Regions from separate parts of the Homo sapiens genome. Here region 2 is linked to region 1. A link is a loop called in an ENCODE intact Hi-C map of the cell type or tissue named here. Cell type or tissue: psoas muscle. All regions are shown on one strand. Each heading gives the region's core, and the rest is flanking DNA. Links, peaks and the distances in the headings are about the cores only. Region 1 overlaps USP7 (ubiquitin specific peptidase 7). Region 2 overlaps HAPSTR1 (HUWE1 associated protein modifying stress responses).

What was found. Peaks named below come from ENCODE experiments on the same cell type or tissue, not always from the same donor. Only the 100,000 strongest peaks of a DNase experiment are listed, where the experiment ranks them.
Region 2: it touches region 1 in a loop (2.4-fold over the local background); 4 of 110 quality-filtered maps call a loop at or near these places.

The regions. Positions count from the first base shown.
Region 1 is chr16:8,880,131-8,896,333 of GRCh38, reverse strand. USP7 (ubiquitin specific peptidase 7) reads left to right here. Exons shown (of 31, transcript NM_003470.3): 27 at 593-692; 28 at 1,184-1,303; 29 at 1,479-1,550; 30 at 1,694-1,784; 31 at 2,230-4,237. The coding sequence ends at 2,336. It overlaps LITAFD (LITAF domain containing), which reads right to left and starts at 13,983. Exons shown (of 4, transcript NM_001395433.1): 1 at 13,824-13,983; 2 at 13,048-13,124; 3 at 11,869-12,011; 4 at 10,984-11,147. The coding sequence starts at 11,978. The coding sequence ends at 11,039. RefSeq lists enhancers at 3,947-4,176, 4,227-4,286, 4,357-4,506, 4,567-4,836, 7,576-8,418 and 2 more and a silencer at 9,861-10,000. In psoas muscle, for the core only: no CTCF peak of the experiment used is centred there; DNase peaks (open chromatin) are centred at 3,873 and 7,933; H3K27ac peaks cover 3,230 bases.
Region 2 is chr16:9,102,639-9,118,841 of GRCh38, reverse strand. HAPSTR1 (HUWE1 associated protein modifying stress responses) reads right to left here. Exons shown (of 4, transcript NM_014117.3): 3 at 15,583-15,858; 4 at 1-2,174. The coding sequence ends at 1,930. Among named protein-coding and RNA genes, the nearest start is that of HAPSTR1, 19 kb to the right of the region's middle. RefSeq lists a silencer at 3,236-3,530. In psoas muscle, for the core only: no CTCF peak of the experiment used is centred there; no DNase peak of the experiment used is centred there; H3K4me3 peaks cover 583 bases; H3K27ac peaks cover 2,134 bases.

The DNA of each region.
Region 1 (16,203 bases), core at 1-8,000:
AATTCCTTGTGGGAAAGGTTTATGCAACTTTCGGAGGCCCAGTCTGTACATCTCTGTGCCCAAATGTGGCCATTTCCACTTTGTCCAGCAGAGCCCTTTAATCTTATGCTTCAAGGGGACCCCCTCTCCGTGCCTTGCCTCCGGTCTCTGTTTCTGATATTTCAGATCCTCTTTAAAAAAAAAAAAAAAAAAAAAAGCTGGGCATGGTGGCTCACACCTATAATCCCAGCACTTCGGGAGGCCGAGGCGGGCGGATCACGAGGTCAGGAGTTCGAGACCATCCTGGCTAACCAACATGGTGAAACCCCGTCTCTACTAAAAATGCAAAAATCAGCCCAGTGTGGTGGCACGCACCTGTAGTCCCAACTACTCGGGAGGCTGAGGTGGGAGAATTGCTTGAACCCGGGAGGCGGAGGTTGCAGTGAGCTGAGACCATGCTGTTGCACTCCAGCCTGGGCGACAGATTGAGACTGTCTCAAAAAAAAAAAAAAAAACATATCGTGGTAACTTTATTTCTTTCTAGAAAACCATTTTATTTTTATGTGAATATATATACTTCATTTTGCCCTATTTTTTTTTCCTCTCTGTTCAGGCTGCTAGAAATTGTAAGCTACAAAATCATTGGTGTTCATCAAGAAGATGAACTATTAGAATGTTTATCTCCTGCAACGAGCCGGACGTTTCGAATAGAGGTATCTGTCCCCGATACTGTTGGCACCAGAGAGAATTCATGAGCCCCATCTGCTGCATATTTAAATATCACAGCAAGTTGTACAAGTAGCTTGATTTGTGTTTTTATACCAGTAATCGAGGTATATGATTCCATGAGTGGACCTACAGTGTTTTTGCACAGAAATTAGTCCTCAGTTTGGGTTACCAACCCAATCCAGACAGAAACTGTGGATCACTTGAATTTAGAGCTGTTGACATTTCCACAGGAACTGGGATAATACAGTATTTGGCCTCTTAAAATTCAGTTTTTTGGGGGAGGGGGAAGAAACTTGGATATCTTCTGGCTGAGACTCCCATGAGTGCCCATCACTCTGGCTGGATCCAGGTGTGGCGTTTTTTTAGCAAAAATAGGCTTTACCCTCCGGGTTAGAGTAGTGTGAGAATTGAGATGTGGACACTTTGACCACATCACTTGCACTTACAGAACTGTGTCTGTTGTCCGTGTCCCCAGGAAATCCCTTTGGACCAGGTGGACATAGACAAAGAGAATGAGATGCTTGTCACAGTGGCGCATTTCCACAAAGAGGTCTTCGGAACGTTCGGAATCCCGTTTTTGCTGAGGATACACCAGGTATGCTGTTGTGGTTGGCCGAGTGGCTCACGTCAAAACCTGGAGCCTTTGAGTGGCCGCTGTTGCCGAATCTGCGCTCCTGCTGGGGTTAGGCGTTGGTTTTGGCGGCTGCCACGTGACGTGGCCTGGGGGTGCTGGGAGTGACTGTGTGAGCACATGTCCTTTGCCATTCTAGGGCGAGCATTTTCGAGAAGTGATGAAGCGAATCCAGAGCCTGCTGGACATCCAGGAGAAGGAGTTTGAGAAGGTGTGCAGCTGGGGCCTCCTGGGGGCTTGGCGGGCCATAGGCTCAAGCCTTGCCTAGCGTAGCGGCCTAGGCTTTTTTGCCAGAGATGTGAGTTTTGCTGATATACAGAAATAACGGAGGAGTTTTAATTTTTTTTCTTTTAGTTTAAATTTGCAATTGTAATGATGGGCCGACACCAGTACATAAATGAAGACGAGTATGAAGTAAATTTGAAAGACTTTGAGCCACAGCCCGGTAAGGGTTCTCCCCCCCCCGGGGGCTGGTGTGGGTTTCAGACTAAGAAACAAGTGGTCTGGGGCTGGGAGGGGCAGCCCCAGGGTCAAGTGCCAGCTCCTCTCTCTCCACTGGCCGACCTGTGGAACCAGGAGCAATAGCATTCCATAACCTACGAGTTCTTAACAGGTCCTTACATCCTTTGTAACCTGTGAGATCTTCAAGGAGAGAAGCTTGGATATGTGTGCAGGGTGATTGAGACTCAGGGTTGTGAGGGCAGTGGCTCTGAGGCGCAGTCAGGGTGTGGGCCTCCTTAGCTCCAGGTGGGCGTGTAGCTCAGGTCCTGGCTTCCCTGCGAACTTACCCCTTGGGGAGCCACAGGGATGCATGCCTCACTGGCCACCACCCCGCTGAGGGGTTCCAGGGCTGCTCTGTGGCCTCACTTGCTTTTCTTCATCCCCACCAGGTAATATGTCTCATCCTCGGCCTTGGCTAGGGCTCGACCACTTCAACAAAGCCCCAAAGAGGAGTCGCTACACTTACCTTGAAAAGGCCATTAAAATCCATAACTGATTTCCAAGCTGGTGTGTTCAAGGCGAGGACGGTGTGTGGGTGGCCCCTTAACAGCCTAGAACTTTGGTGCACGTGCCCTCTAGCCGAAGTCTTCAGCAAGAGGATTCGCTGCTGGTGTTAATTTTATTTTATTGAGGCTGTTCAGTTTGGCTTCTCTGTATCTATTGACTGCCCTTTTTGAGCAAAATGAAGATGTTTTTATAAAGCTTGGATGCCAATGAGAGTTATTTTATGGTAACCACAGTGCAAGGCAACTGTCAGCGCAATGGGGGAGAAGAGGTTAGTGGATCGGGGGTCCCTGGCTCAAGGTCTCTGGGCTGTCCCTAGTGGGCACGAGTGGCTCGGCTGCCTTCCTGGGGTCCCGTGCACCAGCCCTGCAGCTAGCAAGTCTTGTGTTTAGGCTCGTCTGACCTATTTCCTTCAGTTATACTTTCAATGACCTTTTGTGCATCTGTTAAGGCAAAACAGAGAAACTCACAACCTAATAAATAGCGCTCTTCCCTTCATTGTGTGCATTGTCGGCCCTTCCTCGGGTTCTCCTCCTCCAGCTGCCTGGGGGCTTTTTAATAAACTTGTCTCACCTCGTCAGCCACTACTGTCTGCAGCCCCTTTGCAAAGTGGATGCACTGAATACAGTCCGGACAGACATTGTGGGGGTCTTTTTATTAAATCAAGAACATTGTTAAATTCAATTAAGGTTTACTCTGCTGCCTTGGCAGACTTACGATCTCAACAGTTCATACGAGCAGGTGAAAGGATTATAAATAGAATTTCGTTAAAGTGGAACAGACGACAAGAAAGCCTTTTAGCAAGAGGGCATGCTCACTAGTGGTTAGTAAGCTGTCGACTTTGTAAAAAAGTTAAAAATGAAAAAAAAAGGAAAAATGAATTGTATATTTAATGAATGAACATGTACAATTTGCCACTGGGAGGAGGTTCCTTTTTGTTGGGTGAGTCTGCAAGTGAATTTCACTGATGTTGATATTCATTGTGTGTAGTTTTATTTCGGTCCCAGCCCCGTTTCCTTTTATTTTGGAGCTAATGCCAGCTGCGTGTCTAGTTTTGAGTGCAGTAAAATAGAATCAGCAAATCACTCTTATTTTTCATCCTTTTCCGGTATTTTTTGGGTTGTTTCTGTGGGAGCAGTGTACACCAACTCTTCCTGTATATTGCCTTTTTGCTGGAAAATGTTGTATGTTGAATAAAATTTTCTATAAAAATTATAATTCAGTGAGTTACGTGGAAGTGGAGGAAGATTTCTACTCTCCCTGGAAACAGGCCTGGGAAACCTTGGCATTTGTAACAAGGTTTCACTGAGATGTACTTTTCCTTCTAATTCCGTTTTGCGGGGGCAGGGTCTCTTGTTTCTTTTTTTTTTTTTTTTTTTTTTTAGCCTCTAACTAGTCACATTTACTCTTAAGAAATGAAAGGTTTTCCAGGAGAGAACTGTGTACAAATAAGGTGACTGGAGATGTGACCTGATGTGTCACGAGGCCCTTCGGGGCGGCAGGCGCTATCGTGGGCGTGGTCCTTGCACCGTCCCATCGGCCTTGCCTTCCAGCTCCGTGGCACGGTTTCCTGGTCTTTGGGCCAGTGTGTACCTTGGAGTGACTTCCTTTCTCAACTTCCACTGCAGTGTGTGTGCCTTCTGCTCTGAGAGCTGCCTTGTGACCCGTGTGATAGAAAGCAGGGAGTGAGGGTCCCCGCGGACCTGGCCCTTCCCTCCTTCCTCCCCCAGAAAGAGGAGTTAGAGCAGGGGTGCGAGAGCCGTTCGCTGTGGGTTTGTCTTTGAACAAACATTAAGGTGTCTTGTTTTTGTTCTGGGCTGGGGGTTGGCTGTAGTCTTAGGTAACTGAAAGTTCCTACTCTCCCTTAAGGTATTAAATGACTCTTTTTCCAAAGAACGTGTTGTAATGTTTCCGTCATCTGCCGCGTTCCCTTTTCCACTCACTCGCAGTTACAGTGTCAGGAGTTTGAGTTTGTTAAACTGGTTCTGGGGAGACAAGCTGAAATTTTAAAGAAAGAAAAATGAACTCCCCTTCTCCGGCCTCACTGTAACCCCTGGGACTATTGTGTCCTCTCCCTCTGTGGGGTGTGGATGCCATCTGTTGACAGCATTCGGAGTCTTCACAGCGGGGAGCCCTGAAAACCACTGCGTGACAGCAAGGGCCTGCGGTCACAGTGGCCCTTCCCACGCCCTCACACACAAGAGCAGCGAGCTGAAGCAGTCTTGTTTCAAAATGAGAAGAGCAGCCAGGCGCGGTGGCTCGTGCTGTGAGCAAAGCCCAAGGGAGACACTATGGGACCTGGCAGAGTCCCCTGCAACGTGGGTGCCTTGACAGGGCGAGAAGCCACGTCTAGACACCATCGCTTCCTGATGGAGGCCCTGACCCAGCTTCTCTTTCACCAGACGGCAAGGACATTTGGCGTCATACATAACATCACTCATTTGCTGTGAGGCAAATGTTTATGGTGCCAGGGATGGAAATTGTGAGTAGTTTAAAGTCTTAACTCTGAAACCACCTTCACAGTTAAAGCAAATGCGATAAAACCTATAGCACCTGGGCCGGATGCGGTGGCTCACACCTGTAATCCCAGCACTTTGGGAGGCTTGAGATCGGTGGATCACTTGAGGTCAGGAGTTCAAGACCAGCTTGGCCAGCATGGTGAAACCTTGTCTCTACTGAAAACGCAAAAATTAGCCGGGCATGGTGGTAGACACCTGCAGTCCCAGCTGCTCGGGAGGCTGAGGCCAGAGAATCACTTGAACCCAGGAGGCAGAGGTTGCAGTGAGCTGAGATCGTGCCACTGCACTCCAGCCTGGGTGACAGCGTGAGGGAGACTCCGTCTCAAAGCCATAGCACCTGAAGGTTCCTTGAATTACTAAGGTGAGGTGTGTAAGTAAGACATCTCTCTTGTGGTTTGGGCTTAGGCTAGGGTCAGAGTTGGTAAACTTTCTGTAAAAGGCCAGAGTAGGTATTGTGTGATGGTCTCTGTTGGGACTCTCAGCTCTGCCAACATAGCATGAACGCAGCCACAGACAACAATTGAGTGGCGAGGCTGTCCCCACAAAGCTTTGTTTTTAAAAACCCCTTTTGTAGGTTTACCAACCCTGGATTGCAGGGAAATGATCTGTCTTCATGGCTTGCTATAAGGGCCTCTTGGGCCAAGAGAGCTTCAGATTAGATAGCCGAGTCACTACCTCCTAGTGGTGTAGGTAGGTCCCCTGGGGAGGAGGGGAGTCAAGATAACAACCAGACCTTGCCAACCCCATTGGACTACATCCCTAAGACTTTTGTGTGAGGGAGTAATGGGTAGTGTTTCCGGCCAGCCTTGCTACCACCCTGTCCTCACCCAGTCGTGTTCATCAGAACTTTGTCGCGGTGGAGCTTCTGGCCACCTGTGGCTATAAAGCACTTGAAATGTGGCTTAAGTGGCAGAGGGGGTTGAATTTTAATTTTATTCTAATTTGCACATGTGGCTGATGTCTTCCTTACTGGGTATGCAGTTCTAACAAAACATTCCCCACCTCGGGAGTTACAGTGACTAACTCGAGGGCTGTTGAGTGCTGCGTGAAGCACAGGCGTTGGAGTGGGCGTTCTTTATGGCCTACTCCCTAAAGCCTTCGGGACATTGGTTTTCTGCGTGAGAACAGTTAAGGACAGACTTCCCCATCCCTGCGTCTTGGCTTTGGGGGAGATGGGTGCCTGTGCATCTTCTGCTGACTTACGTTTCGCAGCCTTTAACTGAGTGAGGCCTGGGAGCTGGAGGCCATGAATGGTCTGTGAGCAAAACTGCAGGTTCCAAAGGGAGGCCCCCTCCCATCAGCTCCAAGGGGTCACTGACCCCCTACATGCTGCCACCTGTCAATGACTGGATCTGGGGGTTCACAGCACAGTGCCTGCACAGCACGTGGACAACTTGGGAGAGGGAAGAAGTTACGGATTCAGACCACCCTTGAAGTCCAGTGCCCAGGAGTAAGAGACTGGCACCTCCTGTCCTTCCCCACCCGTACTCAGCATCACTCAGCCCTTTGAAGCTCATTGCTGCAAAGCTGGTTTTGCAGCGAGGAGGCAGAGAAAGGTGGTTAAGGCCAGCCCCTCCCTGGTGGTGAGGGTTAGTCCAGGAGCTGCTCAAGGTTCCCAGCTTGGCCTTGATGGCCCCTCCACGCCTTTATCCCACAGGGCGTGGCTCGAGGCCACGTGCACCTGGCGCATCTTTCTGCCCTGGCTGAGCTGAGAACTCCAGTAGGGAAATGGTATGGGTGGCATTGTGAGGAAGGCCACCAGCCACCAGCGAACTCTGCCCACGAGCTGGTGCCAGTGCCACACCTGCCCATTGGGCTCCTGTGAGAAGGTGGGGTGGGGGCTGTTCTGACTCTTGCCTCCGGCTAATTAGGAGGGACAGTAGCAAGAAACCCTTTGTGATAACCATTGTGCACAGTGAGCCAGCCCTGAGAGGTCAGCAGCGAGGCGTCTGGTGGCCCAAAGTAGGCCAGAACCCTGAGCCATGGGGGCTTGAGCCTTGCTCAGTGTGGAGCAGGCATTCAGACCCCCACTGGCTGCCCGCCTCACCTCCCTGTTCCAGGTAGCCCTAGCTCAGCCCTCCATGCGGGGTAGGATGGGGGCTGTCCCCAGTTTCAAATGAGGGTTCAGCAACTTGCCAAGCTCATCTGCCAGTGGTGGGCCGCCCCTCTGACAGGCCCCGAAGCTGGGGAAGAGGCCGGCCCTGGGCGTGGAAAGGGGTCAGGGAAAGGGGTGCAGGAGAAGGAAGCCCCGGCCCTGCCGTAGCCTGGCCCTGCGGCAAGGTCTTGGCATAGGAGAACCTGAGGCTTCCCTGGGACAAAGCCTCAGACACATGAACACCGAGAGGCTTAGAACAGTGGCTCAGGTCCTGTTGTCTAAGGCAGTGACTGCAGACACCCCGAGGCTTGGGTCTGGGGGTATTCCAGGGGACTGGGCCAAGGGACAGATGAAGTCCCGCCCCACTTGGCAGCCTCTCAAGACCCCAGTTCCTCTGCACCTACACCTTCAGACAGCGGAACTTGAGAAGCCTCGACTTTTTTTTTTTTTTTAATGTGTATTTTTGTTTGTCTTAGTTTTTTGAGATAGGGTCTCACCCCATCTCCAAGGCTGGAGTGCAGTTGTGCAGTCATGGCTCATTGCACCTTTGACCTCTTGGGCCCAAGCGATCTATCTGCCCCAGCCTCCCAACTGTCTGGCAGCACAGGTGTTACCACCATGCCCGGCTAATTTTTTAATTTTTTGTAGAGATAGGGTCTCCGTAGGTTGCCCAGACTGGTCTCAAACTCCTGGGCTCAAGTGATCTTCTCGCCTTGTCCTCCCAAAATGCTGAGATTACAGGGGTGAGCCACCTCGCCAAGCTGAAAATCCTGGATTTTCTATACGAATTGTCCTATTTCTAAGAGTTGGCAAGTGACGTTTTCCTAACACGGGGCAGTCTGCATCCAGAAGGCCTGGGGACTGATCCATAGAGTCATAGCAGAAGCTTGCAGCCATGCCAAGGACCTGGCCACCTCTGAAGGCACAATGGTGACTGACTCAGGCCGATGAAAGCTCTCCTGTGACTGAGGAAGACCTGGCACCCAGCCAGTCCACACTGAGTGAGCAGAGCCTGGCCGTGGTTGGACACTGTCCCTGGACTGCAGGCGCTCATGTCTCTGGAGCCATCTGGGAATCCGAGTGAAAGACAACAGTCTGGGTGGAATCAGAACGAGAGGCTCCAGCTGAACTCTGCAGATGGAGGGTTCAGGCTGTAGATGGGCCTTGCCAGCAAGACCGAGCAGCCCCCGATTGTCGCCTGCCACAGCCTGGCTGCTCTGCAGAGCCATCAAATCTCTCCCTCTGGATGGTGGAAGCCCGGTGGCTGGGCCCTCGTCCTAGGTGAGACCCTCACGCCTCACCTTGAGATAGATCCTGGATGGATGACCACCCGCCTCGTCCACCAGGGGCTTTTCTGTCTCCCTATGTTGACCTGGTGCCCGTGTCCTCATTTATTACAAATGAGAGGTTGCTTCCTTTGTCTTCAGGGACTTACTGGGGTTCCCAGGTACTAGCTGCCTAATTTGTGTCAGAAACTTCACCATCCAACCCTAAAAATCTTGCTGAGTCTCTGAAGTGGAAATGAAGGCTCTGGGGCCTGCAGCTAGTGTGGACCGGGAAGTTGTTCTCCCGATTTAGCCAGGCCTTTGGGTGGTGGCAAAGGCACAGGCATTGGGGCATTTTACTCCAGGGAAACCTGTCCCAGAACTTGTCCTTCCCCGGGGCTGGTGTGACCTAAGGACCTGTCAGCCCCATCATGCCAGGCTTTGGCCAAGATGGCTGTTGCCTGACCTGTGGCTTCCCGGAACCTCTACCTGCTGAAGACCACATGATGGAAGACAGGTAATGCTCCCTTCTATCCCTCTAGGCCTTTGGCCACAGACGTGCACACACACACACCCAGACCCTCAGCCACACACACACACACCCCCCTCCTCCAGGCCTTCAGCCACACGCGCGTACAAACATGCATTCACACACCCTTTCTTCCAGGCCTTCAGCCACACACATGCGCGTACACACATAAACACACACCCTTCCTTCCAGGCCTTCAGCCACACACACATGCACCCCTCACCTCTGTGCCTTCCTCCCTGATGCTGAACCCTGAGGACAGACCTATGTCTCCAGCGCTGATCTAGTTACTCAGCCTCAGCTTCCGCATCTGTAGGTTGGGGCAATAATGGGTCAATACCCCATCGGTGTGAGCCTTACAGCTCCCCCAGCCACATTTTAGTGAAGACGGCTTCACGTGCCCCCAGCTCCCAATTACTTCTTCCCCCAATTCTTCCCTTACTTCTTTTCTCCCCTCTGTGAAATTCATCTTATTTGAAAACATGACGAGTAGAACAATATTTCTACTTTACAAAATTTATTAACTTTTTGAGACCCTTTCACCTAGGCTGGGGTGCAGTGGCATGGTTAGGGCTCACTGCAGCCTCGACCTTCCAGGCTCAAGCAATCCTCCCACCTCAGCCCCACAGGTAGCTGGGACTACAGGCACTCATCACCATGCCCCGGCCCCGCATTTCAGTAGAAACGAGGTCTTGCTATGTTGCCCGGGCTGGTCTAGAACTTCTGGACTCAAGCAATCCTTCCACCTTGGCCTCCCAAAGTGCTGGGATTACAGGCATGAGTCACCGTGCCCAGCCTATTCTGCAAAATTTAAGTCCTTTAGTGGTGACACTGGATTCTCCTCTACCCCGTCGTCCCCCTCCTGACCGTGTCTGCAGGCAGACCCTGAAAGGGGTCCTATTCATCAGCTTATTTGGGGCTTGTTAATGTCCACCTTCCTCCACAGCAGCTCTGCCGGGAGTCCTGTAAGGCTGCAGCTGTACGGGAGTCTTAAGGGTTAAACCTCTTGGTGGGAGGCCAGACAGATCAGGGCAGACTTGCCCCATCCTAGCTTCTATAACCCGCCTGTCCCCGCCAGGCCCTGGGATACAGAGGCGAGCCAAGACCTCACAAACCACCTGGGGAAAGTGACACACCAGAGAGCGGGTGACCAGACTGACAGGGCAGGGGCTGATTGGAGGGCTGGACGCTGCTGGGAGCAGCCTGGGGAGGTCGGGTGGGTGGTGAGGGAGTGGCACTCGGTCCTATCTGGCTGGGGTGGGCAGGGGAGCTGGAGCCAGCTCACAGATGGCCTCAAGGGGCCCCAGGGGAAGCATGTGGACTTGGGCTGAGAGAGGCACTTTGTCGGCAGGTGTCGGGCATAGTCCGAGCAATTCCAGATCCTCACCCACAAGAATCACCGGCTCAGTGCCGGCCACTGGCTGCTGGAGAACAGCAGGAGCAGGAGAGACTCTCGATAGGGAAACCCGGGGCTGCTGCCTCCTTCAAGGAGGGGATAAAGCAGAGGAAATGAATCACTGCAGGGCAAGAAGGACAGGACTGAAGGGCTGCCCTGGAGGGGGCACTGCCACCCACTCTTGTCCCAGCTACTAGGCCCAGGAGAAGAGAGAGGAGGGAGTTACTGTGAGACCTGTTGGCTCTGCAGGGCCTCAAGCATCCTAGGGAGAAGGTTGTGGGTGGGATGCAGGAGCTGGCGACGGAAGCATCGGGTGTGACAGGAGGAGCCAAGGCCAGACCCTGAGGAGCACTGGCCAAGTGACAAACCCACCAGCAGGGGCTGGAGAGCTGCTGCAGCCCAGGAGATGGGGTCTTTGGGGAAGGGAGGGAGAGTGCCAAGGGCTACAGAGAACCCAGTCAGGTAGGAGCGAAGGAGCAAGTGCACGTAGGATGTTGCACTTAGCAACGGAGCCACTGGTCAAGAAGGCAGTGGCAGGGCCCAGAGTAAGCCCGGTTGTGGGTTGAGGTGCATGCAGTGGGTGAGGATGTGGCTATCAGGGAGAACAGGTCTCTCCTTCCGGCTGGAGTTGCAGGGAGATAGTTTTCCCAAAGAGGCAGAGGCTTGAGCTGATGGGAGGGAGCCCAGAAAGATGGGGCTGAACTATGGACTGTGGCTCTAAGGAGTCAAAAGAGGGTGAACGGTGGACAGGACGGCGCGGCCCCCACACACTCAACGTGGGCTCCCAGAGCACCAGCGGCCACCCAATCTCCTGGGCTGACAGAGCAGAAGGTAAGGACATAGACACGGGTGTGCCCAGGTGGCACCCCTGGCATTTATTTCTTGGGGGCTCACAGGCGGTGGTAGTAGAAGAGCTCGCGCTGACACACGGGACACGAGTGCTTCACGTCCATTAGGCTCCTTATGCAGAATGCCAGGAAGCAGCAGCCCAGGACGTACCTGCAGCCCCGGAGCGGAGGCTGGGCGTGAGCGGGGCCACCTCTCACTGTACGCTGGACGCACCTGGGACCCAGGCAGAGTCTGGGAGGGGCCTGGGCGTGTGTGTGTATGTTTGAGACAGAGTCTCACTCTGTATCCCAGGCTGGAGTGCAGTGGCGTGATCTTGGCTCACTGCAACCTCTGCCTCCCCTGCCTCAGTCTCCTGAGTAGCTGGGATTACAGGCACGTGCCACCACACCCGGCTAATTTTGTATTTTTAATAGAGTTAGAGACAGGGTTTCAGCACATTGGTCAGGCTGGTCTATAACTCCTGACCTCAAGTGACGCACCCACCTCGGCCTCCCAAAGTGCTGGGATTACAGGCATGAGTCACCGCGCCTGGCCCCTCTGTGTGTTTCAAAACTCCACAGCTGAGAGGTAAGAGCCATCCTGAACCCGCAAGCTCTTGGCTGCTGGTGACAGCAGCAGCTGCCGTGGGTGTCCTAAGCTGGCTGCTTTGTAGGCATCACTCACCCCTCCACTCCCTGCTGTTCTCATGGGAGGTCCCTGGGTCAGAGGGCTGCCGCCTCCTCTCAAGGAGGTAATGGCCCCACCCAACTGGCCTCCCCTATGCTTGGTCCTGCTATTTTCCCCGAAAGCTCCCCCTACCCTGCAGGGACCCACCCGGACCCACCCCTACCAATGCTCAGGCCTCTGCAGCGGCGGAGGGGCGGCCACTCACCCGAACAGGAAGAGGGTGGTACACAGCAGCCAGGTGAGGGCACCCGGGACAAAGGTCGTCACCGTGATGATGCGGTTTCCACAGTAGGGACACACGGCCTGCACCGGCATGGACGTCCCCACCACGGACATGCCGGCATACAGCTGTGGGAGTGGGAAGCGGGAAGCAGGTGGGACCCCCCGGGGCCAGGACCCCTGTGGCTTCTCAATTCCCATGGGCTGTCGGTGCTCACCTGAGATGGGGAGATGCTGGGATCTGGAGACTGGGGACCTGATATGTGGGGGTGTGGTGTGGCTCCCCCACCCCGGTTTGGAGGAAACTAAGGAAAGAAGTGTTCTTAGCTGGAAGTGGGGTTTCCAGTGGGCTCTAAGGGTGCTTTTTTCTTTTTTCTTTTTATTTTGGAGACGGAGTCTCACTCTGTCGTCCAGGCTGGAGTGCAGTGGTGCGATCTCAGCTCACTGCAACCTCCGCCTCCCGGGTTCAAGCGATTCTCCTGCCTCAGCCTCCTGAGTAGCTGGGACTATAGACATGTGCCATCACACCCGGCTTATTTTTGTATTTTTAGTAGAGATGGGGTTTTGCCATGTTGGCCAAGCTGGTCTTGAACTCCTGACCTCATGCGATCCACCTGCCTTGGCCTCCCAAAGTTCTGGGATTACAGGCCTGAGCCACCGCACCTGACCTAAAGGGTGCTTTTCAATGGTGACGTCATCTTCACTGTGCCCTCCAGGAATCTATCCAACCCAGCAGTTCTGAATCTGGAGACTGCCTGAGAATTCCTTGGAAAATTTGTTTAAATTCCCAAAACCCAGGCCCCACCTGGGGGGCTCGGCCTTCCCCTCCTCTGTGGCCTGAGGGGTGGTGTGTTTGCAGAGTAGAGAACGGGAGTCTACTCCATAAAAATTTCCTGAGTGCCTACTGTATACAGGCCCCATCCACCAGTGATTTCCCTCTGGAGAGAGATGCTTCGGTGGCCACTGGCAACACAGCCAGCATGGGAGCAGGGGCAGCTGGCCAGCTGCGGGGTCCCACAGCTACGGGGTCAGGGGAGGAGAACTTGCCAGAGGATGTGCTGTTTGGGCAGAGTCTTGGTCAGAGGTCAGGAAAGAGAATATTCTGGGCAGCTCCGAGCAGGGGACAGAAAGCGACAAGGGAAGGCCGGCAGGGGCACTCACCTACCTGAACAACTTGGGGGCCTTCAAAGTACATCTGGTGAGGAGGACCATAGGGAGGAGGGGGACCAGCAGGATAAGGATCTTTAGGAGAGAGAAAGAAAAGCACCCTCAGATCAGTGGGCTCACTGTATGCCAGGGACTTAGCTCAAAACTTAGGCCCGGATGCAGTGGCTCACACCTGTAATCCCAACACTTTGGGAGGCCAAGGCAGCAGAGCACCCGAGATCAGGAGTTCGAGACCAGTCTGGCCAACATGGTGAAACCCCATCTCAACTACAAATACAAAAATTAGCCGGGCACAGTGGCGCACGCCTGTAATCCCAGCTACTCGGGATGCCGAGGCAGGAGAATCACTTGGAAAACAGATTCTGAAAGATTCGGTAACTTTCCCAATTCCACACCAACATGGCCAGGCAGCCCCAGGGCCAGGACAGCCTCTGCCTCCTGCTGCCTCCACGCTCAGCCTCGGTTGTCTCTGGCCACGGGCAGGAGCGTCATACCTGATGTGGGGGAGTCATTAGTCTCATTTGGCGACTTCCTTGCAACACTTTAAGGGAGAGTACAGCACGTTGAAAGCCCCACTGCCCAATGGTCTCTATTGGGTTCCGTGGCCCCCTGATTGGTGGGGACAGTAGGATTTCGGGGAAGGGTGGTGAGGACTGAGGGCAGCCCCCAGCTCAGCACAGGGACCCTCGTCTCCTCTCTGCTTCCTGCGGTCTCCAGAGTAGACTTCTTCCCGGTCCCTGCCAGCCCTGGCCCCTGAATGAGGGGAGCCCTCACCCGGGGATGATTCCATCCTGGTGCTCTGGAGGGCCTCTGTCCCAGCAACAGTGCCTGGGCAGCACCGTGTTCTGAGCTCCGAGTGCTCATGTGCTTATTTCTAGGAATTCTCATGAGGAGGCCCGGTTGCCAGGAGGTGTGAGGAGCTGGGGCCACACCTGTCCACCTCTTGCTGGGCCTGGCTCCAGTAGAACAGCCATTGTGATGTGTGCCTTCACTGTGGCCTCATCCTCACTTCCTGCAGGAGGAGGGCAGGGGCTTCCCGTGGGCATGGCTTGAACAGCCTTTGGAGATGGCCCTGCTCCATGTTTCCACGGCCCCACATGGTGGGTGGGTGGGAGATTGCTGACGGCTGGGTGGGGAAACTGATCAAGGGTCTGAAATATAGTCCTGTTAGAGCCCAGCCATTCTGTTTGGAGGAATTTATCCTGAGGGAGCTAACCAGATGTATGTGAAGATCTAATTGTAGCATGTTCATGTCCTCTTAGGAATGTGGCTGGGCACGGTGGCTCACGCCTGTAATCCCAGCACTTTGGGAGGCCGAGGCAGGCAGATCACTTGAGCTCAGGAGTTTGAGACCAGCCAGGCCAACATGGTGAAACCCTGTCTCTACTAAAAATACAAAAATTAGCCGGGCGTGGTGGCACGTGTCTGTAATCCCAGCTACTCAGGAGGCTAAGGCAGAAGAATCACTTGAACCTGGAGGCAGAGTTTGCAGTGAGCCCAGATCGCGCCACTGCACTCCAGCCTGGGCAAGAAGAGTGAAACTCCATCTAAAAAAAGAAAGAAGAAATGTAGGTATGTATAGGTTCATATGTCCACACATATTCATGGTGTAAATGTGTGTGTGTTTACCTGCTCAAAAGTCCAGTCTGCCTCCTGCTTATTCAGCTTTATGAGCTTGGGCAAGGTCCCACTTTTTTCTTTTTGCCTTGAGACAGGGTCTTGCTCTGTGGCCCAGGCCAGAGTGCAGTGGCGTAATCATAGCTCACTGTACCCTCAAATTCCTGGGCTCAAGTCTTCCTCCTCACCTTAGCCTCTGGAGTAGCTGGGACTACAGGTGCTTACCACCATGCCTGGCTAATTTTTTCTTATTTTTAGTAGAGATGGGGTCTCACTATATTGCCCAGGTTGGTCTTGAACTCCTGGCCTCATGTGATCCTCTTGCCTCGGCCTCCCAAAGTGCTGGGATCGCAGGTGTGAGCCACCATGCCTGGCCCCCACCTTTCTTTAAACCTCCATCCCCTCCCTGCCTCATCTGTAAAATAGGGGTAATAAGAAGCTCATAGGGTTGTTGTGAAATCAGATGACATAACCCAGGTGAGGGGTCTGCTCTTGATGTGGTCCATGAAGCCAGCATTCTTTTTTTTTGCCTGCTTCATTTTCCCTTCATAATGAAGCCAGCATTATTATTGTAAAATGCAAATGGCTTCAATGGCTCAGAAGAGGAACTCCCAATTATAGACCTCATCCTCTGCGCCAATGGCAGGCCAAGGGCTTTACACAAGGATACAGCCAGGAAGGGCAAAGTCAGGATTAGATGCAGCTGTGGGACACCAATCTGATGCTACCCCAGATCCTTTTTTTTTTTTGAGGCGGAGTTTTGCTCTTGTTGCCCAGGCTGGAGCGCAATGGCATGATCTCGGCTCGTGGCAACCTCTGCTTCCCGGGTTCAAGCAATTCTCCTCCCTCAGCCTCCCAAGTAGCTGGGATTACAGGCATGTGTCACCACACTGGGCCCATTTTGTATTTTTAGTAGAGATGGGGTTTCTCCATGTTGGTCAGGCTGGTCTCAAACTCCCAACCTCAGGTGATCTGCCCGCCTCAGCCTCTCAAAGTGCTGGGATTACAGGCGTGAGCCACTGCTCCAGGCCTGGGCTTCCTGTACAGACTTGAAGTTACACATTTTGGGAAGGGTTAGGGACCGCCTCCTTCCCTGGGGATTTTGAAGCGATGGTCCCCCTAACACACGTCGGGACCCCAGGCGTGATGTCTGAACTGGGGAAGCCTTGAGGGTGAATGGATGAGGGAGCTGATGGGGGGATGCTCTCTGGCGCTGCCCTTCCCGGCCATCGCCACCAGGGGGCAGCACCGGGCTTCCATGAGTCCGCCTCAATTTCTCCCTCTTCAGGTTCTGTGCCCCAAACCCTGCCATGGGGCGAGGACTCCTCTCTCCCACCCCATAACCCACAGGCCCGGCCGGAAAAGGTGGCAAAGCCAGCCGAGGTCACACAGCACGGCTGCGGGAGAGCTGAACTAGACCCCAGGCCCTCAGCACCCAGGGCACAGTGCCCCACCAGGAAGCTGCATGGGTCAGGGCTTCTGGAAGACTGGATTTTTGTGTTTTTTTTTAAACCTCTTCATCCCCCAGGCCGGGCGC
Region 2 (16,203 bases), core at 3-8,002, 220 kb before region 1:
GTGTTCCTCCATCTCAAAATCCTTTTAGGAATAGGAGTTCTGGCCACTTGTGAGCAACACATTGCACCACCAAACCCCAATTCCAGAATCTAAATTTACGATAGAAAAACAAAGGTAACTCCAAACGCATGTCTTGTATATTCCAAAGGGAAGCTTGAAAGTATTCATAATACATAGGCTTGTCTGTTTCAGGTAAAATGACAGATTGCTATAATTCTTCCTGCTATTATAGTCAAACAAAAAATGACCCACTTTCGCAAAAGTTTAGAAATCTCTCACTTTCATTCCTAGTTTTAGTATGGAATTCACTTTTTTAAATAAGGGCTACATCTATAATGAATACAGAACTTCAATTCACACAACATTTCTAACATTCCATTCACATCCCACCCAGTCAATGAATGAACATTTATGGTTAACTCAGCAAAGTTTCTTCACAGAAAGATATTATTAAATGGCTGAAGAAATTGCAAACTTTAACAAAGTGCTGTGAGTAATTACTGGAAAAACCCTTACACTGATTTGCAATGGTCTTTTAAGGATAAAAATAGGAAGTAACTGATACTGGACTACAAGTTTGCAAGGAAACATTTTTCACTGTCCTACTTGATATATAATATAATAATATGATAGAATAAATTACAGTACCTGGCAGGCTGACATCAGTTCTTCATCTAAAAAAACACTATCATTCAGTTCAGGATATTAAAAATGAAGATGAAACATGCTCTAAAACATTGTAGCTACAAGAGGTCTTATATTTACTCAAAAGAGGAATCTATTGAGAACTTTTTATTTAGGTCTACCTAACAGCTAGAGAATCTCCATGCGATTCCATCTTTTCCAGAATGAGATTCCAAACTGAACTTTTTAGGAGAGGGATTGGAGGGACAGGGAGAGTTGGGTTTTGCTATTTTAAGTTGCAATCACATTATTAGTAGATAAAAAAGAGAGCTTTATCATCTTCCACCCATTCCAATGGAAACTGCACTAAGCAGGGACTCCATGAAAAATGTAAAATGATAGACTAGAAAACCTACCCCACCATCCATCTCCCTCTCCCTCTCACTAATACTGAACCAAAAAGGAAGCCCATTCTCAAAGTTCATGACCTCTCTACTTTAGGTCACCTCGAATGCAGTCTACATGTTTACATTTACCATAAGGAAAGTACCCCGCATGGGAAGTAGTGTTTGTCTTAAAACTGAGTACTTTAGGCCTACAGGGTTACTCTGGGGACAGTTTAATAATAATACTGCTACTTTAGAGCACTAACACACACAAAGTGAATCCAATAAAGCTCTGGGCATTGATTCAATATTTAGTATTAATTGCATGACCATCATAGCACCTCTTTACATCACACAATCACCAGAATTAGAAATTGATTTGAAAACTAAAAACAGGGCACAGTCCAATAATTAGAATTGCACACTGTTACTATATAGAAACCAGGTGCATGGTACAGTGCAGCTGCAAAAATGGAAGCCAAATCATGTTTTTAGACAATTTTAGGAACCTGGCAATACTGTTGAAGCAAAATACTCAACACAGCAGGAAATGGACCCAAAAAAAAAAAAAGCATTCTATAACCAAATAAACATCTGATATTTCCTTTCCCTTTGAGAATAAATACAGTTAAGGTCACTTTTAGCCTTGGAACGGATATATGTTTGCCTATGATGATCTTGCTAACGACTACACAATATCTGATGTCCTCTGCTAGGATTATAGTTTTAAGAAAGCCATAATTACAAGAGGCATCTACTATAAATACCTAGAACTTCCTTTTATGGCAACCACTATAGAATTCACTTGTCTTAAACAGTGAACAAGGGAAGATGGCCTCATGTTTCCTTTGCAATTATAGTATATGTTGAGGATCAAGTGGCTTTCAAGCAGCATGGTGGGTGTGAAAATGTTTGCAGTTTAGATCATTCTGTTGCGTTTATGGGTTGGTGAGTCTGTAATGACATCGCCACACTGGGCTGAGGTACGCTTTCTAGTTCCACCATTGTCCAAGTGGAGTGCCATTTCTTCTGATATGAAAGTGTTCAAATCGACATCATGGAGTCCATTTCTCCTTCGACTAGCATTCGATCCACTGCTTACATGTGTAGGAGAGCCTGGGGTACTCGAACGCACGCTTATACTAGCCATTGCACCACTAAGACCTAGGAAGAAGAAAAAAGGTTTTAGAGTTGCTCAATTATGTAACCCTTTTGAAAGCAACCCACTTACTTTCCATGTTGTCACAATGTCAAAGCATGTCTGCCTATTTCCTTTATAAGGGATTACTAGTAAGCAATTAAGTTTTATTCTGGATAAACATATCATCTGGCCTTGACATATATTTTATTGGTAATACTACCAATATCTACAATATTGGTAACTACCAATTACTAAAAGTTACTACGTGTCAACCACCGTGCTAGGTGTACAAATATCTCATTAAATTCTCCCATCTATGAGGTAGGTACTGCACAAAATTTACAGATAAGGACAGGAGACATTTGCTTTAAAGACAAGACATTTTTGGTTACCCAAAGTTACCATTCCAACAGACCCCTCTGATGAGTGTGTATGTGTGTGATGTATTCAGGAGAGCCAGAAATCACTTCCAGGCCTAGGTGGGCTTGTTCCAACATCCCCTCTAGATAAGGTGATCACATAACTTGCCATCCAAAACAGATTACTGTTGAGCCCGAAAAGAGTCACTGTTAAAATTTCTACTGGGACATGAGGTACAAAGTCAGTCTACCCTGGACAAATCAGGCTATGTGATCACCTAAGGTCTGGAATGTATTTGGTAGATATCCTTCAGGACAGCCTCAATCATGAGCCTCTCTAATCCTTCATGGAAGTGGGGAGGGGAGAGGGTTGTGAAGAATCCTGCTGCTTTGTTTTCAACATTAAGAGTTACTGAATCCAAGGCCAGGCGCAGTGGCTCACACCTGTAATCCCAGCACTTTGGGAGGCCGGGCAGATCTCTTCAGGTCAGGAGTTCATGACCAGCCTGGCCAACATGGTGAAAACTCGTCTCTACTAAAAAATACAAAAATTAGCCCGGCGTGGTGGCAGGCGCCTGTAATCCCAGCTACTCGGGAGGCTAAGGAGGAGAATCGCTTGAACCCGGGAGGCGGTGGTTGCAAAGAACCGAGACTGCACTCCATCCTGGGTGACAAGAGCGAAACTCCGTCTCAAAAACAAAAGAGTTACTTTACTGAATCCAGAATATACCCAGCACTCATGGATACTTATTCCTTTCCTTAAACTCTTACACAGTTAAAGAGCCAAACTTACATTCCACTCCTAAACATTCAGGATAAACCTGTGAAAGGTATGAGTCAGGCCAGGAAACACCAAACACAGTGTTGCATTTTTAAAAACCTACCGTCACTGGCAGTGATCTTCTGCCTTAGGAATTTCCCCTTCCACTATTCTCTCCTCACCTAGGGATCTGTTATTGCTTGACTATCAATTAATTTTCAAAGAATAGGACTTATAAGATTTTCAAGTAAGCTTAGAGGTTTCATTTGACAGGGGCCCATTCTTTCTAATCATGAACTCCCTAAAAATGTAGTTTAAATTTGAATTTTAAGTTGAAAAGTCTCTGCCTCCTATCACAAATCTATTACATTCCCCTTGGCGTTCCCCTCCATCAAATATTCTCTGAAATGTTCTCAAATCCATGGCCTCCACTATCATCGCACATGCTGACAATGTCCTGAGGGCCACACCTCCCTTCTGAGGTGCTCAACTCCGCACTCTAGGTGCCCCCATTCCTTTCTGCACTGATCCAACCAATCCCCCTGGCTGCTCTCCCTGCAGAAGACACATCCTCCCCTCCTGCTGGTGGTCAGAGGAAATCAAACTGTCCCTCTTCAGCCTCTCAACCTTTCCAAGGCTAGCACCTATTAAAAAATAGAAGCATTAACATGAGAATACTTCCTGTGTCAGGTACTATGTCAATTACTTCCTATGACACCTATAATATCTCCATTCTGCAGGTGAAAACCCAAGTTTAAAAGTTAATTCATCCAAGGTCAACAGGTAGTAAACAAGAGCTGGCACTCCCACCCAAGTGTAATCTATATTCCTATTCAGTTATTCTGATCCTCTTCCAAGCCTAGAGTATTTTAGCAAAAAGGTGGCTTCAGGTTGGTCCTAGGGCCAGCCTGCCTCTTAGGCCTCATCTCTTTGAACAGTTTCTCTCTCTTCCCTTCCTGCTCTCTTCACTTCACCCTTAGACCGTATCCCGACTACCAACATCATGCAATTTGCAGCTCTCTGAAATAGTGAGGCCTGCAACTATCTGTCTCTTCCAACATTTGCAAATGTCTGTCTCTCCCAACATTCACTCCCTGAGTGAGCCCACCTGTTCCCCAGCACCTCCCTTATGAGGCTCCTTCCCTGGTTCTCCTACCTCTCCATTTTAGTTTCCTGCTGGCTCCTCTTTCCCCCTCCTTGAAATTGAAACTCTCCGCTCACTCCTCAGTCGCCTTGGTGGGGTTCCCTTCTGCCCCTGAAAGGCTGGTGTCACCCTGGGTGATATCCTCAACCCCTACCTTACCCACACACGTTTCCCAAAACTAGACTAATGAGCTCAACGGCCCTCCCAGATTTCTAACTGCCTACTGGACATCTCAAACTCAACACCATCAAAAAGGAACTTCACTTCCTCTTCCCCAACCGGCACAAGCTTACTTTTAAAAAACAAAATAAACCAAAAAAAAATCTTGAGCTATCTTTCTACAGCATGGTACAATCAACCGTCTCTTCCTATAGAAAATATCTTTTCATCTCCATCTAATGACCTAAGCACAGTGCCTGGCACTTACGAATTCTGAAAAAGAATAATACTTCAAAGTCCTACCCCCTCATGTTGAAATCCACTGAAATCAAAGGTTCAACTGTTGATGTTTATTCACCTCTCCAACACCAGAAAATAAACCCAGGTGTTCTCTTCACTTAAATCATTGCCATCAAGTTTAAAACTCAATTATCCCCATTGTTGGCTTTTTTTTAAAGTTCTACCGCAAGACTAAACTTGAGGGGAGAGATGTGCCTTCTTTCATCCTAGTGTCTCAGCCTGTAACATATTACAAGGTGCCCATGTTCTTCAAAGATAACCTTTCGTACTTGTTTCATAATCCAAAAGGTAATTATTATGGCAAAATATGGGCACGTTCAGCAATAAACTGGGCTACTTCAATAATTAAAATCAAGATCCCCTTTATCATTTCAAATTATAAAAAGAATTCAACAAACCCCACCCTAATGCCCTTGTTAACATAGGAGTCTCATGGCAGCACGTTTAATACCTAACAACAAATATGGAAGGCTCAAAACACTGTATCAGAAGTGGACTAGGGATTTCAAGCAAATGTTCCTTATTGTTTCAGCTGCCATTCTCCATGAAAAAGAAGATGTGTTAAACATCAATTTGGTCAATCTGAAAATTCTAACAGCTTCTGGGAAATCATCTTTTTCTACTGGGTGTATGACCTGGGTGTTTATCTTGATAACTTTAATGTGCAATATGATCTATGACTGACTCTCATAGCAGTGAAAATATTTTCAAAGTCTGCCTACCTAATCTTCCCCAAAAAGACTTTTCACAAGGGTCAAAAATAATTAAGATTAACAACCAAAAAATGTGCATTTTGACAGCCCAAATTTTATTTTACAAACCAATGACAGCTACTAGAAGATGCTTTAGGAAACCTTAGCTAAGCCACATAAACAATCAGACCTATACAAGTACAGAAAAATCTAAACATGCTTCAGAACTAAAAAAAAAACAAAAAAAAACAAAAAAAACAAAAAAAAAAAACCAAGTTGTACGTCCTGAGGGCATACAACTTAATTTCTACAAAAACATACTTTTTCAAAAGGGCTATGAGAGTATCAATTGACAAAAGCAGAACAAGTAGCATGATTAGACAGAGAAGTCTTAATTGCTTAACACAAGATAAACTCAGCAGTTTTAAAGTGTCTGTATCCATTTTAAATGATTAGTCCAGGGGTAGAAAAGATGAGGATGGTTTCATCATACTTTGAAAAGGAAACTCCCACTGGAGCTAAAACAAACTTACAGTCCAGGTTATAAGAATCCAAGTTACATAGTAAATTATTAACTATTATTTTCATACCAAGTTCATGCTTAGGCAATAAGAAAATCCTGTTTGCAGCATTAATTACATGTAATTCAGTTTCCAGGCACATAGTTAGAGGTCACACACAGGCAGAGAAAGAACAAATGCCAGCCCAGTCATCTCACTGCCTCAGTCCAGCAGCCAGTGGCCCAGGACTTCATCTACACTGTCTATCTGCTTCCCAGCCACTTAAGCCCCACGAGGGAAGGCAAGGCAGCTAGCCCTGGAGGTGAGAAGACACCGTTGATCCACCAGCGCAGGTGCAGGGCCCTCTGCAGATTTGTTCCACCAGTGTATCTCCCATAGAAAATGGGATTTGAAATCACAACTTAAACCAAGTGGGTAATATCCTGACCGGGGGCCCTAAGAAACTGGCATTCTTGCATTGGAAATGAATTGCACTATTCAGATGCACAGCACTCCTTTTGCACAAAGTTGTGTTCTGAGGTGCCAGGACATCCAAGCACTTGCAGTGTCAATGTCGTGTTTAAGATGTACCAGGGGAGTTCAAACATTTAAAAAGGAATTCTACTAGGAAGATTTCAGTAATTTGAAGTAGATACCACTCCCCACCCCAATCTGTAAATTATAATACTGAATTTTTATTGAAATAAAGCACACTAAATCAAACCAATTACAAAGATACATGTGTCACACCAAGAAAACATTTTCAGTTATGCTGACAGCCCCAAATGTTTTCCATTTTTCAAAGACAGTTTGTAATGTCATGGGAAAATTGCTCACGACGTTAAAATGAAAAAAGCAAGATACAGTAATCATATATGCAGTATGATCTCAACTATGAAATAACTTTAATATTTATACATTGAAAAAAAGACTAGAAGAAAATGCACCAAACATTGAACTGAAGTTAATCTCTATATACTGGGATAACAAGATATTAATTTTTTACTTCTTGAAAACTTTCAAATTTTCCAAGAAATTAATCATAAAATCAGTGAGAAAATTGAACTTGAATGAATATCAAAACTGCTTAAACAAGGACTAGGCTGAGTAACCTGGCTTTGAGGCATGCTACATGGCCCTTTTCACTGCAATGAAAAAAAAGTCCAACAAAATTTTATCGCAGGTTCAAGACAATTTTGCATTACTGATGTTGGAAGCTTTATGTCCGACCTCCACAAACTTCAGCAGCTAACATCTAATCTTAATACACAGAAAATGCCAACTTCATTGAAAACTTTAATGCTATCTTAATTGCCTTAATTGTTCTTTTCAGGGGCTGGTTTGAACAAAGGGACATAATTTACAAATTCCAGACTTCACAGAAAATTCAATTAAAGATTCTTTGAAATAATTCATTTTAAGTAATTAAGAGACTGCTTTGGTGCATTAATCTCTTACATCTTAATTTCCAAAAGGTCTTTAGACACATTTTACTTTTAAACAGCTACCAACAGTTCTGTTACTTCAAGAAGATGCAGACTGCAACATTCAACAAGCATTCCTTAAGAATCTACTGTGTTCCCACACACTGCTGAGAGTGTGGGTTTCCACAGAGAAGAAAGGATTCTGAAAGGTGAATGTGTATAATCCAACAGGTTGGTTCTAATTAATTCTCTGCAACAGAAAACTGCAAGACGTTTCTTTCGTACTATACCAACAGGTTTTTGTTTTGTTTTTTGAGACTGAGTTTTGCTCTTGTTGCCCAGGCTGGAGTGCAATGGCACGATCTCAGCTCACTGCAACCTCTGCCTCCCGGGTTCAGGCAATTCTCCTGCCTCAGCCTCCTGAGTAGACAGGATTACAGGCATGCGCCACCACCCCTGACTAATTTTTGTATTTTTAGTAGAGACGGGGTTTCTCCAAGTTGGTCAGGCCGGTCTCAAACTCCTGACCTCAGGTGATTCACCCGCCTTGGCCTCCCAAAGTGCTGGGATTACAGGCGTGAGCCATGCTGCCCCAGCCATACCATCCATCAGTTTTAAGATACTTAACCAAAACATTTGTGCTAGGTGTCAAGATATACTTCTAAATATTTAGCTATAGTGATGGAAGAGGTAGAAGAGTGACACCAAAGGGGCGAGACACAGAGCTAAATACAATTAAATTTCTTCTTAAAATGATTATCAATTGTCTAAGAAATTTTATCAGGAGTGATTTGTTCTCAAAAAAATGTGGTAACTTCCTTTCTATATCACTCTGGCATGCATAGGGCCAAAGAATGTTTTGACAAACGAAAGGTACAAAAATCTGCACTTGGAGGAGGAAGAAAATCTTACTGGTTTAGGCTGCCTAAAATGAGCTTCCCTTTTCTAGGGAAAAAGTAGCAGTTTTATACTTTGGATGTGACAAATTAGTTATCTGCCTTACATTCTTCTTTCTAAAACATTCCTATCCAACCTTATACCCCTAAATCTGATTTCGAATGATTTTTTCATACGGCCCTACATCCAGTTTCTCCAAATCCAAGAATATTGTCAAGTAACTTAATGATTTAAGAGAATAAGAAGTTCCATGTAAGTCCACAGAAAGACTCAGTTGGGCAAAAAAAAAAAAAAAAAGGAGAACCCAGAAATGCAGCCTATTAATTCTCAAGGCGATGGACATGGTGCCTCAATCTGATTCCCTGGGTTTAGATACTTCACTGTCTACTATAATTCTATTAGGCCAGAAATTGCTTGAGGAGATTATTAGCTTTTTTGTTTTTTTAATCACCTGCCCCTACTCCTAACCTCTAATAAACAGTGCTTGGTATTCACTGTGTTCAGTAAATAAAGGACAATAGTAAAGGCTGCAGAATAACAATAAGAACTCCTAACACCAAATTCACAAAGGAAGCAGAGTTTTCAAACCAAAAAGGCCTCGGCAATCAACACTAAGGAGCTGCTGCTGTCTTGTAACTCACAAAGTACTGCTTAAAAAAAAAAGTTTTTTTTCCTTTATGTTTTGAAATTCTTACATTAAAGGCTAGACTGCCTGAGCATGCCTAAGTCCCCCTGTCTTTTAAACTTGTTTTAAACATGAAAGGAACTTACAATTGGGAAGATTAAAGCCAAAAAAGGCAATGACAGTAATGGTTCCCATTGGTGCCTATTATGACACCAGACCCTGCATGCTAGAGGCCTTTGAGTCTGAAATGATGTGTAACTTTACAGAGAGACAACTCAGGCCCAGTGGGGTTAACTCCAAGCCCTGCAGTCAAGAATGTCATCAAAATCAGTTTGGGAACTAAAACCAAGTGTCTGACTTTTATGGAACAGTCTGAATCAGGGTCAGCAACTTGCAGAGACCACCTATGATATGCTACGAGTGAAAGTGGGGCTTTGAATAAACATACCGAGTGAAGTCTGACTTGGCATCGGGCTCCCCACCCTAGGACCCATGCCATCTTCTCACTCGGGACCCTTTCACCTAACCCTCATGATTATACCTCAGAATGAAGGCAGACTAGATTTCAATCCAACCCTTTCCAGAGATAGCACTGGGTTGGACAGGGCAACTCTGAATCTCTCCCTCCAGTGAGGAGACAGACAACGTAACCAACTTCACTAGTCTGTCAACATGAGACAAGCTCAAGATCTTAGCAAGAGTAATATTTAAGCAGTCAAAGTTCTAAATGATCTGATCCCTCCAGTGTGATAGCTGCAATTTAAAATGTGACCCTTACTACTAAACAGGGAGGTAAAAAAGTATCCCAGAAGGCAAAAGCCACTGGGCCTTGAGATCCTTGGTCTATTTTTACAGTAAAATTGCCCAGGGGAAATGAGGGTACCCACCGGACCTGGAACCAACCAGCAATTCTCCTTTTCTTAAGGCAAAGAATACTTCCAGTGTCATGGTAGGGTAGGTAACCTGCCTGGGTTCTCATTTAATATAATGTCTTGTAAGTATATCACCTTTCACAAAGGAGACTGGCTTGGAGAAGTCAAGCATGTTGCCCAAGGTTACCGAGGAAAATAGCCTATACACAAAGACTATGTACTCTTCCTAACCAGTGAACCAGGGATACAGTTGGTCATTCACCTTTAAGTCTACTAATCCCGATTAGCTTATGGGGAAAACCTCAGAAAGAGATATAAAATTCACATCGTTTCTGATTAATTTTGAGAAGAAAAGCCTCAAGATCTTTCCCACCTCGACACCTAAGCCCTAGGTCTTAGTGGGGGCGACGTCGTAGACAGAAATCCCACATCTAAAAATGTGAGAGCATAGTGGTTAAGGGTATGCATTTTGAGGCCAGGCATCATGGCTCATGCCAGTATTCCCAACACTTCGGAAGGTCGAGGTTGGGGTATGGCTTGCACCCATGAGTTCGAGACCAGCCTGGACAACATGGCGAAACTCCAACTCTACAGAAAATAAAAAATCAAAAATAAATATATTGAAAATTAGAAATTTTTTTAATTAAAAAAAAATTTGCATTTTGGAGACAGGACTGGAGTATCTATTCTACCACTTACTAACCTGCTCCATATCTTAGCCAAGTAAGGCTTTCTTCATCAACAGTGTTAATAACCCAGGGTAGGTGTGAGGATTAAATGACAACCTCCTTAGTGTGATGCTTTTACAAAGTAAACACTGAAAGAGTAGGTTTAATGGTTATCACCCTAAGGTCCCATGGAAGTCTCAGTTGTTCTAATTCAAGATTACCATGTAGCACCCTAGGCAAACAGGTTACATTATTCCCTGATTGTAGCTATCTGGGGATTGTAATCCTCAACCCTTTCTAGAGGTTCTGGGTCCCCACTGTGTTGTATTCACTTAGCAGACCTCTGTGATAACCCCAGTGGTAAACTCAGACTACACCTATGTCAGGTTCTTTGCTATGTTCTGTTAAAGCCAAAAAAAAAAGGACCAAGACAAGGTCCCTGCTATGTGTCCCGAGGAGAATGGAACAGTCACAGAAACAAATCAAGCAGCAGAGCAAATGCACAGTTCAGGGAGGCTACAGAGATTGGGAGCCCTGAAGCAAGGCTGTGTCACAGAAGTGAGGTATGAACACGTAGGGGCTGGACTTGTCAAAGAGCATAGAGGTATTCAAGAGATAAACAGTATGGGTAGGATACCTAACCAATGGTTAAGACTGGATCATAAGGGTCTTGTAATACCATGCTGAATTTGGACTTCACTGTGTAGGCCCAGGGAAACTTTAAACCATGAAGTGACAAGACCAGAAAGATCACTCCAATGGTCTCATGAAAGATGGACTGGCAACAACAGCTCAGGACTGGAAAGTGAGAGCTGAAACATTAGGCCAAGAGCCCAGGCTCACCTCCTCCAGAGGGCCTGCCCTGAGCACCACACAGCCGGGCTGTGCTGTGAAACATCCCTTTCTGCTCTCAGAAGACCTTCCACATACCACATTCATGACGTGAATAGAAATTAACCAAATCCATATTTTGCCTCAACAGAAAAAGGAATCGCTCTATGTTTATGTATTTCCAGAGACAGCACCGAATCTGCCATATAGAGAATGTGCTGAATGGCTCAATGGCTCAATGAGTCATTCTGCTGTTGGGGCAGAAGAATGAGTCCAACCTGAAACTTCATCTGAGATAAATGCCTGTGGGACAATTTGGAGATGTACACCGGAGGACAGTGGGACATGCCATCTGGCAGTCAGGAGAGAAGGTCTAAACGAGAGGTCCAGATTTGGAAGTGAAGACATGGGAAACGTAATCTAGGGCAGTGACAGGGCCTGAGGACAGGTCAGGCAGGCCAATGTGGCAGAAGAGAAGCCAAGGTAAGGAGAAGCTCTAGAAAAGGGATGAACAGAGGACCAATGAGAATGGCAGGCAGAGATCCACAAAGTGATCCAGAAGATTTCTGGTCTCAAGTATGCTGTTTACATAAAAACGAGTTACCAGTTGTTGGTATTAATTCAACTCTTGGGAAATTTATAATAATGTTATTTTATAACATTATTATAGGATAACAAAGCAAGACAGAAATCAATTTAGCACATGCATGTTTATCTCTTTAATTCCTCTGTGAATCTAACATACAGATGACTAGGTCCCATAGGACACAGGAAAAAAAGCAACATGTTGCGAACAAGTGTCAAAATAAAGCACTGAATTAGTCTTTAAGCCTTGCTAACCACTAATTGAAGTAGCTTTGATAAAAACTATTTGAGGCCAGCACAGTGGCTCACACCTGCAATCCCACCACTTAGGGGCAAGCAGTGAGGCTAAGGCAGATCACTTGAGGTCAGGTGTTCAAGACCAGCTTCGCCAACATGATGAAACCCCATCTCTACTACAAATACAAAAATTAGCTGGGCGTGGTGGCAGGCGCCTACAATCCCAGCTACTCGGGAGACTGAGGCACGAGAATCATTTGAACCCAGGAGGCGGAAGTCGCAGTGAGCACTACACTCCAGCCTGGGCTATAGAGCGACACTCAGTCTCAAAAAAAAAAAAAAAAACCTATTTGATAACCATAAATTGATATGCCTTACTTTTTTTTCTTTAAATAGGGAGAGGGTTTCACCATGTTGGCCAGGGTGGTCTCAAACTCCTGACCTCAAGTGATCCACCCACCTTGGCCTCCCAAAGTGCCGGCATTATAGGTGTGAGCCACAGCACCCGGCCAATTGATATACTTTTGATTAAAGCTGTTTACATTAGTCTCTCCCACTAAACTGGGTTCCCAGGCTTACAAGGGCAATGACTGGGGATCTCATTCATTGTCATACTCTGTCTACACGAAATATTCAGCAGGTGTCAAGTCTGCCATTTTCCTTTAAATTAAGAACACAGTTATTTGGTTGGGCTGTATTTGATGGGGGTAGGGGTAAGGAAGGGGAAAAAAACTGAGGGAAAACTGTCCTCTCTTAAATACATAGGACATGAAGAGGAACTGAGTTTGCTTTCATTATAAACTCAAGCCTGCCTCAAAATACCAGATTCTTTTCCCATGTCCTTGTGCTTGCCAAACGCATGAATTTAGACTCACCCACAATGTAAAACTCCAAAACCTTCAATTTGGCCTAACTTAGAATTCATAAATTTGGCTAAGCAAATAATATGCAAGAGTGAATTGTGACATTGTATTTACCCTAACTATGGTGTTTCCAAATACATTTTAAAAGAGCACCTTAACAGTTTTCACTTCAGACAAATCAGATAATAAGGACACCCAGTTGAAGTCACTAATCTATGTTACTAGTTAATAATGGCCCTAGTACTAGAACCATTCAAATTACTTTCTTTAAATATTCAAATTAAACTACCATTCTCCTTAATACACTGATGTTCTCACAAACCAGTACAGCACAACTCAGTATAATTTATGTTTCTGTAGATTCTTTCAAGGGGCCCTATTACTTCACCACAACACTGTCTTAACCACATGAATTAGAGGTATGAACCCTAAGAGTAAGAATGCATTCAGTCTCCAATCTATACTGGATTAGTGCTACATTATAAATTTATTGAAGGTAAAGATCATTTTCTTCCTAGACAAAGCCTTATATTTAAGTTTTAAAGCCTCACAACTTAAACATGTGAAAATTATAAACAGTCCCTTCAACTGTATCATTGCTTAAAACTCCCAAAGTTCAGGAAAACAATAAATCACAGGTGGAACAGATTCAATATGAGAAAATGTAGTGGGAGTTGGAGAATACAGTTTTTCGAGGGCAGAGGGGGCTGGCTTGCCCTTTTTACTATTATGTACACTACTACTACGTTAAGATAACAAGCATGGTTTTTATGTTTCTTAAAACTATCTTCTAAAATATAACAGTAAAACAGAGTAAAAAGATACCTTAAGAGAAGCATGGAATGACCCACAACCCTCTTAATAAAGGAAGAAAATCACAATACTTAAGGAGAGACAACTGCATCAAATATTACCATGCGCTAAAATTAATCTAACAAACTATGTACACCTCTAGTTAATTGTTTTCCCAAACTTTAGGGGGAAAGATGTGAAACTCTCTAATTCAGCATAAACAGATCAATCCCATTTTTGCCTGAGCTTCCAAAGTTCTGACAGCCTAACTATTCCACTGTGTCAGGAACAGTGTGCAGTCTTAAAGTACTGCATCCACACAACCTGAACTTTCCTGCAATTCATGTTTTTGTTTTTAATTGTCCTAAACACTATCAAGGGAAAAAACAACATTGGGGTTTCAGGAAAGAACTACGGTTTGCCAGAGAGAACAAGATCTCTACAGGTATTATAAAGTCTCAATGATTCAACGTCTATAAAGTTTCTTTATATGCCACTATTTCTTAGTACCTTACCAGGTTACTTTGTTTTAGATGACCTGTACTATGGCCCAAAAATGTTAACTTTCAACAAGACTCATGGCCAGGCGCAGTGGCTCACACCTGTAATCCCAACACTTTGGGAGGCCAAGGTGGGCGGATCACCTGAGGTTGGGAGTTCGAGACCAGCCTGACCAACACGGTGAAACCCTGTCTCTAAAAAATTAGCCGGCGTGGTGGCACATGCCTGTAATCCCAGCTACTCGGGAGGCTGAGGCAGGAGAATCGCTTGAACCCAGAGGTAGAGGTCGCGGTGAGCCAATATCGCGCCAATGCACTCCAGCCTGGGCCACAAGAGCGAAACTCCGTCTCCAAAAAAAAAAAAAAAAGAAAAAAAGGATTCATGACCTAATTACTTCTACCTGCTTAGCCATCTGCGTGATCCATCTTTCCATCATGGTTTCAAGCAAGTCTTATTATTCTGTTGCTTTTTTTCCTACAGCAGTATTCAATGCTGTCACACAGGTTAACTCTCCCAGCTCTATTTGGAAGTCTGTATTAGACAGCAACAAGCAACAACAGACTTATCACTGACTACATTTCCCGGGTTTCTCCAGCAATACTAAAATCCCTTAGCCAAGAGTGCCTTCTTATGACAGGTCTGGCCTGGGGAGATAGAGATCCACCTGCCCACTGGCTGCACTCTGCTGGTCCTGCCTCTTAAAGTGCAAGGGACCTGAGGGACGACAGGCAGAAGGTCAAGTCTTACATCCATCCTCTCCCACCATCTACAGCAAACCAAGTAAGAAAGGTGTCAAGGGAGGTCCCAGGTCCCATGAGAACTAACCCAACAATTTCCCACCTTACTTGCCTGTCATGGACCATTAGAAATATAACAGAATTCTTAAGACACAAGAACTTCCTCTTTGACTTCAGAAGAGGAAAAAAACACGTACAACACATAAGTGTAAAGCGATAAATTCTAATCAACACTGCAGAAAGATATGTCATTTTAACACCAATAAGCTCAAACTAACTTTCTAAAAACATTTTCTAGGATAGGTTAGCTGACAGAAATCGCCCATATTAAGTTCTTAGCTTACATTCTATTAAACATTTCTAGAGCAAGCTGTTTACTGTAAGACAAAAAACAGTATATCTGGACCTAAACCTAACCGTGAAAAATGGGTCCACAGGCACCCTCTTAACCATTTTTCCAAAGAAATATGTTTAAACGGCTTTACCATGCAGAGCTATGGCTTCCCGGAAGGGTTGCAAATCAGTCTCTACAGATGAGCTAGTTTCCGTTGAAGTAGCTCGGTTAGGGGACACTACAGTCAGTCTTGGGGGAGCTCTAGAGTTTCGTGGTGGAGGAACTTTTCCACACAGGAAGCTGATCAAATCTTCTCGACGAATAGTTCTTCTGCGTTTTTTAACCCAAGCCAACACATCCTTATTGCGTCGCTGATAGCCAATCTGAATTCCAATATCAAAACTTCGTTGATGGGTATCCACGCTTTCTGTTAGAAAAAAAGAAAAAGAAAACATGTATCATGACCATTAGAGCCCGTATTCCCTTCTAAAGAAAACCATTTTACAATTTAACCAAAGTGAATACCATGATGTGGCCTCTGAGCCCATCAGTAATATAAACTGAAATGATTTCAGTCATAATGAAAATGTTATATGTAACATTTAATCTTAATGGTCTAAATTCAGTGTTTACTTATCACAGTCCTGGAGCTTGGCTTGTTAAAAAAAAAAATTTAACAGAAACAGAGAGATTAGGTATCTTTAATGAAATTACCTAAAATAACTTGCATCACATCATTCAACAGATGTCTAAATATTGCACATGCCTCAGG